Linked DNA regions of Mus musculus: region 2 is linked to region 1. A link is a contact called in ENCODE POLR2A ChIA-PET data. All regions are on one chromosome and are shown on one strand. The core of a region is the stretch at or near the end of the contact, and the rest is flanking DNA. Distances in the headings are between cores, read along the strand shown.

Evidence for each region. ChIA-PET counts read pairs that join two places held with the same protein, here RNA polymerase II (POLR2A).
Region 2: POLR2A ChIA-PET joins it to region 1 with 11 read pairs in embryonic stem cell. The contact joins the promoter of Rab40b here to the promoter of Tex19.1 in region 1. POLR2A ChIA-PET finds 5 or more read pairs at or near these places in 3 of 5 experiments (Patski and embryonic stem cell).

What each region holds. Positions count from the first base shown.
Region 1 is chr11:121,142,495-121,149,498 of GRCm38, reverse strand. It overlaps Tex19.1 (testis expressed gene 19.1), which reads right to left and starts at 3,356. Exons shown (of 3, transcript NM_028602.3): 1 at 3,277-3,356; 2 at 2,898-2,971; 3 at 1,185-2,770. The coding sequence starts at 2,681. The coding sequence ends at 1,626.
Region 2 is chr11:121,386,953-121,393,891 of GRCm38, reverse strand. It overlaps Rab40b (Rab40B, member RAS oncogene family), which reads left to right and starts at 5,641. Exons shown (of 6, transcript NM_139147.3): 1 at 5,641-5,894. The coding sequence starts at 5,750. Mir7236 (microRNA 7236) reads left to right here and starts at 6,688; the gene lies at 6,688-6,747.

The DNA.
Region 1 (7,004 bases), core at 2,107-4,606:
AAATCTTTAAAAAATAATTAAACAAAACAACATCAAAATGCTTGCTGGGATTGACTGCTTAACCAGGAAGGAGGGAAAGGAGGGACGGCAGAAGGGACAAGCCCACTTTGTTAGGAGGATTAGGTTATCCATTGAAGCACAGGCTCCAGGCCCCTGAAGGAGACACACCACCAAGGCTGCCTCTTTCCTGTGTTCTTTAAACAGCACTGTGGTGCCATCGCTCCAGGAATGAGCATCAGAACCCTAAGTGACTAAGACACCTCTGGAAGACATATGAAAAAAAAATGACACTCAAAGTTAAGTAAGTGAGGTGAGGGTATGACAAATACCTGAAATCCCTGTGTTCAGTAGTGTGATGCAGGAGGCTAGCCTGGATTACATAGTAAGATCTTGTATCAAAACAAAAAACTAAAAAAACCTATAATCAGATCCTATCATATGGTTAACTGACCAGCAAGATGACCCCAGGATTGGGACCCGTGGGTCTTTATCAACTGAACAACTTAAATCACCGGAAGGTGATCCCAGCCAGGGACACCCACAGAACGGCAGAGATATTTCTAGATGGGCCACTCAGTGTCCACTGACGAGACACATGGGCCTTTGTTTCCTACCATCTGTGCAGGTTATGCAAGTGCTGAGGTGTGACTCTGGCTCATAGTAGTAGATCTGACACATGGATTGGTCCACAGATCCCTTCCAACTTCTAGGGCACATACTTACGTCAACTAGATGACGACATACAACTTCTACACAGGGCTCTTTCTCATTTTAAACCCTTGAGCACTTGCTGGTTATGTAGACTGTCACAGGACATACTACAAACTCCCCACAGGACTCAGGAAAGGGCAAAACCCACTGTACCATGTTCCCAGCTCTGTGGGATACCATCCCACAAGCCCGAGCCCAGAAGTTGGGGAGGTTACTCCACCAAGACCCACTCAGGAAAACTGCACAAGGCCTCCAATAAACACTGAAAACTGAGGCTACAAAGATGGCTCTGCAGCTAAAAGCACTGGTTACTCTCCTAGAGGAGCCACACTCAATTTCCAGCACCCATATGGTGGTTCAAAACTGTCAGTAACTTTGGCTTCAGGAGGTCTGATGCCCTCTACTGGCTGCTGCAAGTATCAGGTGTGAAGCCGGTACTGTAGAGGCAAAACCATACACATAAAACAATAAAATTTAAAACACCAACTTTATTCAACAAAAGCCCTCAAAAGGAGCACGAGTAACGAACAAAGTAAAACAACAAAAACAGTGAACCCTAAAATCAGGTATCTTGACCCTAAGACAGTAAGCATATGACCCCTATGACAGTAAGGTCAACTAGTGCCTCAGAGTCCATACATACGTAGATCTGTGACCGGAGCCCCCATAACACCCACCACACAACACTCCATACAGCTAAACATACAGCTAGGCCTCACCTACCAAACACTGAACACTGACACGAACATGCCAGACTTCCCTCTGAGGTTCATAAGCTCACAGGATGTTCAAGATGCCCCCTCAAGTCCTGGACCAACTGTTCCCCTGAGCTGCTCAGAACAGGCAACCTCTTGCTCTTCACAGTCCCCAGGGCCCTGGGGAATGTCTGAGCTTTAGTGTCTCAGGAATGTGCATCAGGGAGTAAGGGTCAGGAGGGGGTGGGGGGTGGGGTGGGAATCAAGGAAAGACTGAGCAAGGTGGTAGTCAGTACCACAAATAGTAGCATCTGTGATAAACAGCCTCTCTCCTGGCTCCCAGCTCCAGGTCTCTGGCATGTTAATGTGCCAGGGCAAGAAGGAACCTACCCAGAAGCCTTTATTCCACAGGTAGCAGGTGGCAGGCAATAACTCCATCCCTAATTCTGAAGCTGTCAGGATGCTCAGCCTCCAGGGATTCAGGCTCTGATGGTACAGGCCGTGCTGCCCAACTTCTTTCCGAAAATGGGCCACCCACATCTCACCAGGGTCCAGCAACACCTGCCAGTGCTGGACCTGAGTCCTTACGACCCAGCGGACACGCATTGACAGCAGGTGGCACCTAGATTGGACGCTATCCAACAGGAGGACAAACTTCTGGTCTTGCAACCAGGATTGTGCTACTGTCTGGTCCAAGGGCCAGTGGCATCTCAACTCCAACAACACAGGTTGCCCAGGAGATGGCATCACATCAAAAATATCCCACCAAGTCAGAGGAGGGATGAGCTGGTGCGAGCAGGGAAAAAGCCCATCAAGTCTCCAGGGAAGGGCCTGGGTCCACTCAGCATCCTCAGGACCCAGATCCAGGGGTACAGCTTCCTGAGGAAAGAGCTCAGTGGGCACAAAAATGGAGAATAGTATGCCCTGTGTCCACACAGGGGTTGGCAGCAGGACCCCAGACCCTTCAGAGACACTCTGTGGCACATAAAGGGACCCCAATCCCCGCCATGCATCCTGCTCAGGCCCTGGCTCCTGCTCAGACTCTGACTCTGACTCTGACAAGTATTCCAGGAGATCAGCATCTTCCTCTTCCTCTTCCTCTTCCTCCTCTTGCCAGTCTCCCATCTCCAGGTAGAGTTTATTCAATAGGAAAGCTGCCTTGAAGCAAGCAAAGCAGATCTTCGTCTGTTCCCCATGGACAAGATGGTACAGCCATGCCTCATAGAGGCAGGACATGCCCCTGGCCCCATGGCGAACGCTGACTGGGGGACACATGGTCAAGAAGTCTGTCTGCAGCTAAGCGGACACACAGATTCAGACTTGCTCGATGGACTGAGGAGGTCAGGTCAACAGAACCACAGAGGCTAGAAATAAGTGGGAAAGGCGAGAATGAGAGAAACGGGAGAAAACAGGGCACAGTAGGTCTAGGGGCTTTGGGGCTCCAGGACACGGGGCAGTGGTACCAGAACTGGGTGAGAATTCAATGAATACCTCTCTGAAGAAGTAGACAGGCTTGAGCTTCCAGAAACTTCTTCAGCTTCACACTTGCTCCAATATATGGGGAGCTAGAAAGACAGAGAAAATGAGGTTTGGCTCACCCTGCTGGGCCCGCTGCAGGGCTCCCCTGAGGAGAGGGTGTTGGGGCTCTGGCCCCCGGGGTTCCCTGTTCACTCTGGACAGGCTGGGGTGACATCAGAGGTGTCCTCAGGGCTCAAGGCCCCGACCTCACACTTGCGCCCGGCTACCAACCAAAGAGGCCGGGAAGCCTACGCCAGGAGGATCTCCTCTCTGCCCACCGTGCTCCCACCCGACCCAGGCCCACCGCACCCAGCCCGGCTCAGCCCCCGGCCCAGTCCCTTTCCATCCTTACCTCCCTGACTGAGCGCCCAGGTGCCAGCTAATGGACTCCAGAGCCAGGCTCTCCTCGCTAAGCACTGAACACCAGGGAGGACGAACGCGGCCTTATAAAGGGCCAAGTCCCGCGATGCTCCAGCTCATTTACATATCTCCCATGAGGTCCCAAAGCAGCAGGAAGCGAAGGTGCTGAGTCACTCTGGCCCTGAGTCACTCTGGCTCTGAAGGCGCACATGCGGCCTGGCGCCCCCTACAGCGCGCATGCGCTGCTCCCTTGCGCCACCTGAGTGCCCTGTGTGCTTCCTGTGTGCTCTAGCGGTGCCCGATGTCCCCATCCCTGTGCCTTCGAGGGACTCGAAGGCCCGGGCTCAGAGTTGGGCCCGCGGCACATCTTGTTTGGAAAAGTCGATTCCTTCTTCCCTGTCTCTTTAGTAAAAAGTTCTTTAACACTTGGGAAACTGCTCGCTCAGTTCTCAACTGCAGCCTAAGCACAGTTGCCTGTCTATGGGTCTTTTTGTTCTTAAACAGACTCTTTAAAGAAATTCTTTGTAGGGGCTGGAGAGATGGTTCAGGGGTTAAGAGCACTGACTGCACTTCCAAAGGTCGAGTTCATTCGCAGCAATCACCTGATAGCTCACAACCATCTGTAATGGGATCCGATGCCCTATTCTGGTGTCTCTGAAGAGAGCAACAGAGTACTCTTAAAATAAATAAATAAATCTTAGCCAGGCAGTGGCACATGCCTTTAATCCCAGCAATTGGGAGGCAGAGGCAAATCTTACAAAAACAAACAACAACAAAAAACAAAACCCAAAATAATTCTTTGAAGAGTTTATCCTTAAAGGAGTTTGGGACTCAGAGAAAAACCAAGCAGAAAATAGAAGGTATTCCACCCTCCAATTCAGCCTTGGAGCATACAGATATATTTGTTAAAATCAGTGAGCAGCATCGCAGTCCACTCTGCACATCCCACCAGGTTGGATATACTGGTGTAGCAACGTTCCTCTGTCATCACAGGGCCAGTTTCACTCTTTCTACAGGCCCTCGGGGCTGCCCTCAGGGCCCTGCTCTCCCCAGACCCTGGACTCGACTTCTGCAACCATTTTGCCCTGTCCAGAAGGTCACGTCTGGCCTCAAGCATCCAGAAACTACCATGGTTTCCTTCCTTAGGATCATGAAGCTTGGTTTCCTGGGTGCTCTGGGACAGCAGGAAGCAAGTTTCACTTCAGAGTTCAGTAATACTCCATTAAAAGAATATATCCCTTTAACCACTCACCTTATAAAGAGTATCTCATTGCTCTCTGGGATTTTTATAAGTAAAGCTGCTATGTGGAGTTGCGATCTTGGCAGTTACCCGGAAGTCTTCACTGGCCCTGTGTAGTCTTCTATCCTTTATCCCACATTACCCTCCACCCTCACCTTCAGCCTTGTTTCTGTGTGCTCTTGACCTACTCAGCTGTCTCCTCCTCAGCTGTAACTAGCCAGATGTCTCTCCTGACTCTTGCCTTTTGACCTTAGTGTCCAATTGTCAACATTCGTGGTGTTGAGATGTGTCCCCCATCCCCATAGGACTGGATATTTTAACACTTGCTTCTCTGTCAGTGGGGCTGCTTTGGGGACCTTTAGGTGGGGTCGGCTGACAGATGTGCCCCTGTGATTAGCTTTTGAGAGTTCATAGTCTCACCTACCTCCGATCTTCTCTCATCTCCATGTTTGTGGTTACAGAAGTCATCTCTCACCTTCCTGTCCTGACCCCCTGTTGCCTCTTCTGCCATTAAGGTCTATCCATCTGGAACCATTAGCCAAAAGAGAATTTTTCTTCTGCAAGTGACTTTGGTCATATTTTCTCACAGCAGCAACAATAAGTTAATCTACCACTGCCGGCTTCCCACAGCTTCTTCACTGCCTTCTTTCTGTTACCAGCTTGGCCCACACTGCTGAAAGTTGAATTTTAAAATAAGGATCACTTTCAAGAGGCTTTGAAAAAGCTGGGGAGAGAGCTCAGTCGGCAAAGCATTTGCTCTTCAGGCATCGGTCCCAAGCACCCATGCAAAACAAAAACCAGACAAACAGCAAAAAAAACAAACAAAACCAAAATTAAGTGTGGTGACAAGTGCTTGTAATCCCTGGGATGGGGTTGGGGGCAGAGGCAGAGGATCTCTGGGCTTCGTGTCTGCCTGAATCAGCAAGGACCATGTTCACAGAGAGACTGTGTCTCAGAACAGAACATGGAGAATAATGAAGACACCCGAGGCCACGTAAGTATGAACACACACACAAGCACTCGAACATACAAAGCACACATATACAACAAATAAAGCTTAAAAACCAGAGAGAGCTGGATGTAGCTGCATGTAGCTGTTCATGCCTTTCGTCCCAGAACTTGGGAGTCAGGTCTGTTACTTTGAGCCAAGTCTCATCTACATTGCGACATTGCTAGTTTCAGGTCAACAAAGACAACATGGCAAGACCCAATCTCAGAAAGGAGCAAGAGAGAGAGAGAAAAAAAGAGAGACAGAGGTTTTGTTCATCCCATTATTCCAATACTGCAATTTTAAAAAGGCAAACAGCAGGGTATCCCCAGCTAACTCATTACATAAGCTTGAGCAACCTGTTTGTCTAGCTAGAGGAGGGGTGTTTGGACTGATCACAGCTCTCCTCACGTGCTAACAAAGGTTTATGAGTCTACCAATCGCAGCACGCCTCCTATGCAATGGTTGGAAAGTCCTTGCTAAAGCTGCATCTTGGGGAGTGAGGCTACCAGCTATGACTCATCGCATTGACTTTTCAAGGTATTTATTCTGTCATAAGGGTGGCTTGGTTATCTAGTTGACTGACAGCCCTTTTGCTCAAAGCAGCCAGAATCCAGTAGCTGCCAATTAGGGAGTGAAACTGCCCACCCTGCCCCCAGCATATTCATTTATTTACAGGAAAATGAACATTGTTTGGAACAAGCAGAGGAAACTTATTCTACATACTACCATTCTGCTTCCAGACTCACAGGGAGAACAAACTCAAGGTCCCAGGCTCTGGAGTCCCTATAGCTGAGCAGTTCTGTTGCAAACAGTTGTCTGAGTCCAGCAGTCTCTAGGACAACTTCTCCATCTTGCTGGCAGGGTTAAACAAGTTCGTGTTCCCAGGCTGAGGAAGGAAGACCTATTCCATGTCTCCAAATGTTTTCTTAATTGTGTATTAACTGGTAAAAAAAAATATAGAAATTGCTGTTATCTAAACCAAGGTGCCTAAGTTGTAAGAATATATAAACAGTTGCCTGTAATATTCTAATTAATGATTAAGGATTAAGGACCTTGAAGCCAGGTGCACTGGATATGACCCAGCCCCCACGGGTACCTCTTGTTTATCCCAGATCCCCCCTCGATTTGTGTTTCCATCCTTTAAAAATATTGTACAATCTCCCTCCCGGGACTCAGCTCAGATCTGGAACTGGCCACCTTCTTGAGCGCTCAGAAAATAAAGCTTTCACTTTTAAGCTCCTGTCTCTAAAGTTTTCTTGGTTTCCACCTCCAACCCAACAGTGAAGGATGTGACAAGTCTGTCAGTAACACTGACAGTCGGGGTTTTGTTGTTTGCTTTTGTTTGACACTGTCTAACACCCTTGCCCACTTCTTCAGGGAGAGACTGATCTCCAATATCTGTGTTGGCACCCTAAGTTCAAGTTCACAGTGTTCATTTTCTTTTTTCTTTCTTTCTTTTATTTATTTATTCATTACATGTAAGCACAGT
Region 2 (6,939 bases), core at 4,392-6,891, 240 kb before region 1:
ATTGTGTGCAGTACTTCTAAAGTTGGGGGTTCTGATTAGCCTGGGACACTGCTGCTCCCCCCTCTCAGTGCTGAGTGCTTCTGGCTCCATGTTCTGTACCATACCCAGAAGCTCATAATCCTGTCCCTGGATTCTTATATAAATAGAAGCCAGCACATGCTTCTTCATTCAGCTCACTAAGAGACCCAGAAAGATGAAAGAGCTGTCTGTGAATGCTTCTGAGATCCTAGATTCATGAGGTATGTAGGGGTAGGAACACAAGCAATACTGGTGAATCAGACACAGGTTGCATGTAAGCAGTTAAGACCCACGGAATCTGAAACCTGAATCTAATAGAAAGCAAGACCTCAAACCTTTCAGAGTTATGCAGTCAGTATGAATGACAAGTCAACGTTTATTCCAAGGAAAATCAGGAGCCCTCAGACTGACTCTCTGGAAATATACACATAGCACTGTATGCTGATGCCATTTGTACGGCTTCCTGGAACAAGGGTTGCATTCAGGCTTCTAAAGACCCTAACGTGGGCATGGAGCTGGTGGAAACAGGAGTCTGGCCTGTATGCATGTGGGTGCTAAACTGACACAGAGTGTTCCAGAAACACATCTTTTGGGTATCCTTCCCATGTTGTATCAATGAAGAACGAGGCTGAAGTGTCAAACAGGCCAAGGAGCCCAGTCTCAGGGAGCATGGCAGTGGCCTGTGAGTGGGAAGATCACAGTTTGGTGACTTCAGTGGACATAGAGGTATAAAGAGCCGGTAAGGGTAGGGAGTAGGTAGGGTGAATAAGATCCAGGTAAGGGATGAGTGAGACAGCAAAAGTGCTGGAGGTTCTCCAGCCATGGACAACAGTGGTCCATACATTATCTCTGCTGTGTTCCAGAGTCTGAGCTAGTTCCCAGATACTGTTTGAAGTTCAAGATCATCAAGAAAAAAAAAAAACAAAAAAACAAAAAAAAAAAAACGAACCCTCAAACTCAATTCAAACTATAATTAGCCAAATGTATTAAAGCTGCTGGCAGGGCCACAGTCCCTAAATCAGAGATGTGCTATGCAGATGCTAGGAAAGGAAGGAACTTTTTTCTTTCTTTTTCATTTGTTTTGTTTTTTGAGAGGAGGTTTCTCTGTGTACCTTTGCTATCTTGTAACAAGGTCTGTAGACCAGGCTGGCCTCAAACTCACAAAGATCCACCTACCTCTACCTCCTGAGTGCTGGATTAAAGATGCACACCACCACTGGAAGAGCTTTTAAAGGCAAAAATCCTGTTCTGTTCTGCCAAGATTAGATTGTCAAGGTGACTTCAAAATAGTCCTTGGTTATCTACACAAGCAAGTGACAGGAGCCACGATCGGCAATTTGCCATAGCATAACAAGCAGATAGTCATGGCTGTACATCTGGGTGGCAGTCAAGGAGTCAGGAATGCTGGGAACTTACCTGTCAAGAGACAAATAGCAGTTAGGAACTGAGATGGATGCCCGGCACAGAATGGGGTATCTTTATCTACCACACTCATGTACTCCAAAATGTGACTGGACAGAGCAAAGCATCAGGGTGAGTTCTTCCCAGGAGTTCTGGGAGGCCAAGCCCTCTCTTACACCTTGAGAGGGACATGGAGAGAGATGAGCCTTCCTCACTTAGGCTCAGAGTCTGAAAGTGGAGTCTTCTTAGACCTGCAACTTAAGCAACCTGGGCCTTTTGGAAACAGGTAATTTCCTGATTCCCTAGGCTTTCCTTCAGTGGTACCTGAGGGGGACACTCAGAGGGAGATGGCTTGGAGCTTTCATGAGGGGTCAGGAGATGTGAAAGGTAATGGCAGTCTGGGAAAGGCTTCTATCATACCCACTTGGTCTCTTCCAGCCATGAGCCTCTTCCTCTCTAGGCCTAACTAGCCAAGCCCTGAACAGTATCTTCATTTGGAGATGCCATTTATATGTATTCAGAAAAATCAGGGACTCAAGCATAACAAAGTCTTTTCCTTTGATTGGTGACCAGCGCTGCATTCCTTCTCCCCACCCAGGTGTCACTCATCACATACTCCAGGAAATGTTCTGGTGTTGTACCACATCGGGGAGGGCTGAAGGGGTTATTGGGTATAATTCCTGGAAGTGAGCCAAGGACTTTTTATTTTATTATATGTGGATGGTGTTTTGTCTGCATGTATGCCTGTGTACTATGTGTGTGCCTTGTGCCCACAAAGGCCAAAAGAGGGCATCAGATCCCTTGGAATTGGATTTTCAAACAGTTGTGAGTCACCATATGGGTGCTGGGAATTGAGACCTCTAGAAATTCAGCCGGTGCTGTTAATCACTAATCTCTTTAGCACCCACCTGAGACCAGCTATGCAGGGTAAGAAACTCAGAGCAGGAGAGTGCCCCATCTTGTTGAGACGGCAAACAACCACAGCAAACTGGAATATGATACCTCAGAAAGACAGGAAGATAAATGCCAACTATTTTCAGAGAGTTTTTTGTGGGGGGAGGGGGATTCTACCTCTATCTTCTATTCTTTCATATTTCTGTTTTGGTTTTGTTTTGAGACAGGGTCTCATGTAGTTAAAGCTGACTTTAAAATCTATATGTAGGCAAGGATGACCCTGAATTTCTGGTCTCTCTGCTACCACCTCTCCAGTGATAGGATTACAGGCATGTACCACAGTGCCCAGTTTATTGAGTGCTCGGGATCAAGTCCATGACTTTGTGTGTAGGGGGTGCAAGCCACTGCTCTATTTCTGTGAAGAGACACCACGACCAAGGCAACTCTTATAAAAGAAAGCGTTTAACTGGGGACTTGCTTACAGTTTCAGAGGCTTAGTCTACTATCATTGTGACAGGAAGTATGGTAACACTGGAGGAGTAGTTGAGAGCTTTATCTCTTGATCCACAGGCAGACACAGGGAGAGACATAACACTAAGCTGGCTGTGGCTTTGAAGCCTCCAAGCCCATCCCCAGTGACACACTTCCTCCAACAAGTCCACACCTCCTAATCCTTCTCAGATAGTACCATTCCTTGGTGACTAAGCATTCAAATACACGAGACTATGAGGGCATTCTTATTCAAACCACAACCATAGGCAAACTCTTTACTAACTAAGCTGCAACCCAGGCCTCTCTTCTTTTTTTAAATAGTGGTTTCACCAGCACCTCAATCAGGCAGTCAGTAACTAATAAGTTTTGAAAAATAAACTGGTAATCCAAAGTGAACATTTTGAAGTGCAAATTGGGGGCTGTAGACATGGTTCATCATTTAAGAGTGCATGCTGCTCTTCTAGAGAACCCAAGTTTCGTTCACAGTACCCCATCAGGTGACTCACAACCACCTGTAACTCCATCACCAAGAGATCTGACCACTTCAGATTTCTGTGGACATCTACATACACAACAGTGTACATTCACACAGACATACGGACACATATATTTGGAAATAATAATTAAAAATAAAGCCAGGATGGATGCAAGTAGCAAAAGTACAATTCTTGTGTGTTGGGGTTGGTTTTGTTTTGTTAACACAGAGTCACATTGTGTAGTCCTGGTTGGCTTCAAAGCCATTAGTTAACCCAGGCTAGCCTCCAATGCACAATACTCCTGCCTCAGCCTCCTTACTGTAGGGATTTGTATTAAGCCTGATTCTCAGAGGAACAAAACTAATTGTGGTGTGGGGGAGGAGGGTGTGTGTGTGTGTGTGTGTGTGTGTGTGTGTAAAATAAAGAGTGATTTATAAGACTGACTTACACAATAGAGCTTGCATGATGGAAAGGCTGAGAACCTAATACCCCAGTAAGCAAGATGACCCAGCTTCAGGTCTAATGCTGAAGACCTGGAAGATTCCTAGAAAGCTACCAGTATTCAGTCCTCACAGGAAGCTGGAGTGTGATGGATAGCAGTGGAGGTGGCTATGGCAACAATGTATACAGTTGAGATGAAAGAAAGGCAGTCAGTTGATACTGCTTCTCCTTGTACCTCTTAATGTCTGTACATCTTCATGTAAGATGGCAGCTACTTAATCTTTTCTCCCTCAATGCTCTCTGGAAACACCCTCACAGACATGCCAAGGAGTGTGATTCTTAGGTGATTTCAGATCCTACCACGTTGAGGAGATTACCAATCACAGGATTACAGGCAAGCCATCACACTGGCTAAACTCTTACCTCAAATGCTGTCATCCCACATGGATGACAATGATAGGCTGGTGAGATATGAGTTGTGACAGAAAAAGGCAAAAGTAGAATTTATCTAATACACTCTAGTGCAGCTTTAGTTGGCAAATCAATAGGGAAAGGCTGTCTGGACTCAGACATTCTAAAGCGCTCTCTCTAAGGAAGGTTTTTCTGTGTGGGCGATTGTTGCCATGTCATGGTCCTCTGAAATAATTACAGCTCAGGTATTCTTGGTTAGCAACAGTGTAATCTTGAGTCAAAGATAGTATTCTGAGTCAAAAATGGCTCAGCGAGACCATCCATTCTAGCTGGGTAGTGGTGGCCGATGTCTTTAATACCACACTCAGGAGGCAGAGGCAGGCAGATCTCAAGACCAGCCTGATCTACAAAGCCAGTTTCAGGACAGAAAGGGCTACTCAGGGAAACCCTGTCTCGAAAAACCCTATCTCAATTACCTATTCTAGACTGGCAGCCATATCTTGTAATTAGAGCTTATTATAGTCAACTCTTTGAAAGGATAGTGTTCCTGCAGGGAGGCAGCGGTCACCTTGCTCCAAGACCAGCCTGTTCTGAGCCAAACCGGCCTTGTCCTGAATCACAGCACAGCTGTGGCGCTTAGAACAATGTTCACAAATGCTTTCGTAATTTTCATCCACTGCTTTTTCTTTTCCATCCGGAAATGTATCCTTCTTAACAGAGAGGAGGCACGATTGCAAGAGGTGCTTCCACTTCAGGTTGTATAAAGATGTAGGTAGCGGGGATGCTAAACTATGATTACTCTAAATAACTTAGTTCCCACTGGTGAGGTGCTCCTGAACAGAGAGCAGATTCACTGCTCCCTTGGGGTAAAAGAGATCAGAGACAGACAGGTCCCCGTCATGTGCTCTCTGACAACAACCTCACAGGCACACGATGCACACACACACACACACACTCACACTGACATGCATGGACAGAAACCCGTGGAGACCTCGAGGCACCCACTAGCAGACACCTTTAGAGGTGCACTTGTCCATGTGTCCACTTGGTGCTGAAACTCACAACTACCTGTAACTTTAGTTACATCTGATGCCTACATGAACACATGAACATGCTAAGCTCTCACGCTAGCATTCAAAGCTCTGTGGAGCTGTGGGACAAATTCTCGTTTCCAGGCAGGGATTCAACACTTCCCACACCAATCTGGAGCCAACTCCTGTTACGCACTGATACAGGGGAGGGAGTAAACACTGACCACGCCCCTCCTCTCTATGCCATTCTTCCATTGGTTTGCAGGAGCAAACCTCTCCCCCCCCCTTCGGTTTCTTCTGGCTCGGCCTTCGGACCTCCATTGGCTTAGGCAACAAGTCCTCCCAGGAGAGGCGGTGGGCGTGGTGCGGAGGCGTAAAGAAATAGATGGGCGAGCTTGCTAACCAATGAGCATGTGTATATACCTCAGCAACTGAGGCTCGCCAATGGCAAGGTAAGGTGGGCGGGGCTCTTCAGCTGTCAAGCTCCCCCGACCGGTGGAGCGTTCGAGGGGCCCGCGGCGCTCGGGGACCCTCCGCCGCCTGCGCGCAGCCTTGGGCCGGTATGGGCGGGGTGGCTGGGCCGGCATGATGAGCTCCCTGGGCAGCCCGGTGCGGGCCTACGATTTTCTACTTAAGTTCCTGTTGGTGGGCGACAGCGACGTGGGCAAGGGAGAGATCCTGGCCAGCTTGCAGGACGGAGCAGCCGAGTCTCCTTACGGCCACCCGGCGGGTGAGCGCGGCTGCAGCACCCGGAGGCGCAGCGCTGGGGTGTCGGTGCGAGCGGCCTCTCCAGCGTGGGTCCCGGGAGCGGCTGGGCAGGGCTAGGAACCGCATGCTGGGGAAGACTGCGCTCTGTGGACGGAGTCCGCAAAGCAGCTCAGGGTGGTCGTCGAGGGACATCGCAGGTGCTAGCTACGTGTTCGGAGAAGTGTGTGGGATTACAGGAGGCGTGGGCAGAGAGACAGCGGTCCACGGAGCTGAGGTCTGAGACCACAGTCTCTGAGGCTATGACCTTTTGGTGCGTGGAACTGCAAGCAGAGAGTAGCAAGACTAGACTCCAGCCTTTGATTCCAAGCACTAAGCTCTGTGTCCTAGTGGACAGGACTTCCAAGAGGAGGAAGAGGAATCTAAGTGACCCTGTAGAATTGGCTAGGGTGTAGGAAGGAACCCAACTAAGAGACTGGAGTCCAGGAGACTGGACACGGGTGAGACCAGAGCGTCTCAGGCTCCAGGGCAGTGAGCAGTGAGTGTCCTAGAAGCCTGAAGTTTAAGATCTTGCACCCCAGAGGAAGGAGACAGAGTGGCAGAATCCTGAGCAGAACATCCAAGAATAGTCACGTAGTGATCCATCCCTTTGACTGTGGCTGTGCACAGACTTCAGTGAATGCCTATTGTGTTGTTGTGGGGGTTTCAACACACCTTTCTAATACAGACCCTGCCCTGAGGCCTGCCACCCTCTGTTCTTTGGGCTTGCAGACTGCTTCCTGCATCTCCAGCCCCCTGGCAATGCCACAAGGCAAGGCCCTAAAACTGTGTGGTCCAATGCCATTTAACTACCAGGTTGGACCGCACAGATTTAGACCTTTCCTTTAGGACAAAGCTCTGTTGGACAGCATTACTGCGAGAACAAGGGCGTGACTGAAGACAGGGCTGTCTTCAGGTCCTGGTGCTCAATGAAACACCCAGGCTTCAGCAGAGGCAAAAGAGTAAAACGTTTAACAAGCCCCCAAAGGGGACGTGAGTCCCACAGTAAATGACTGATGTGGGCAGAGAGA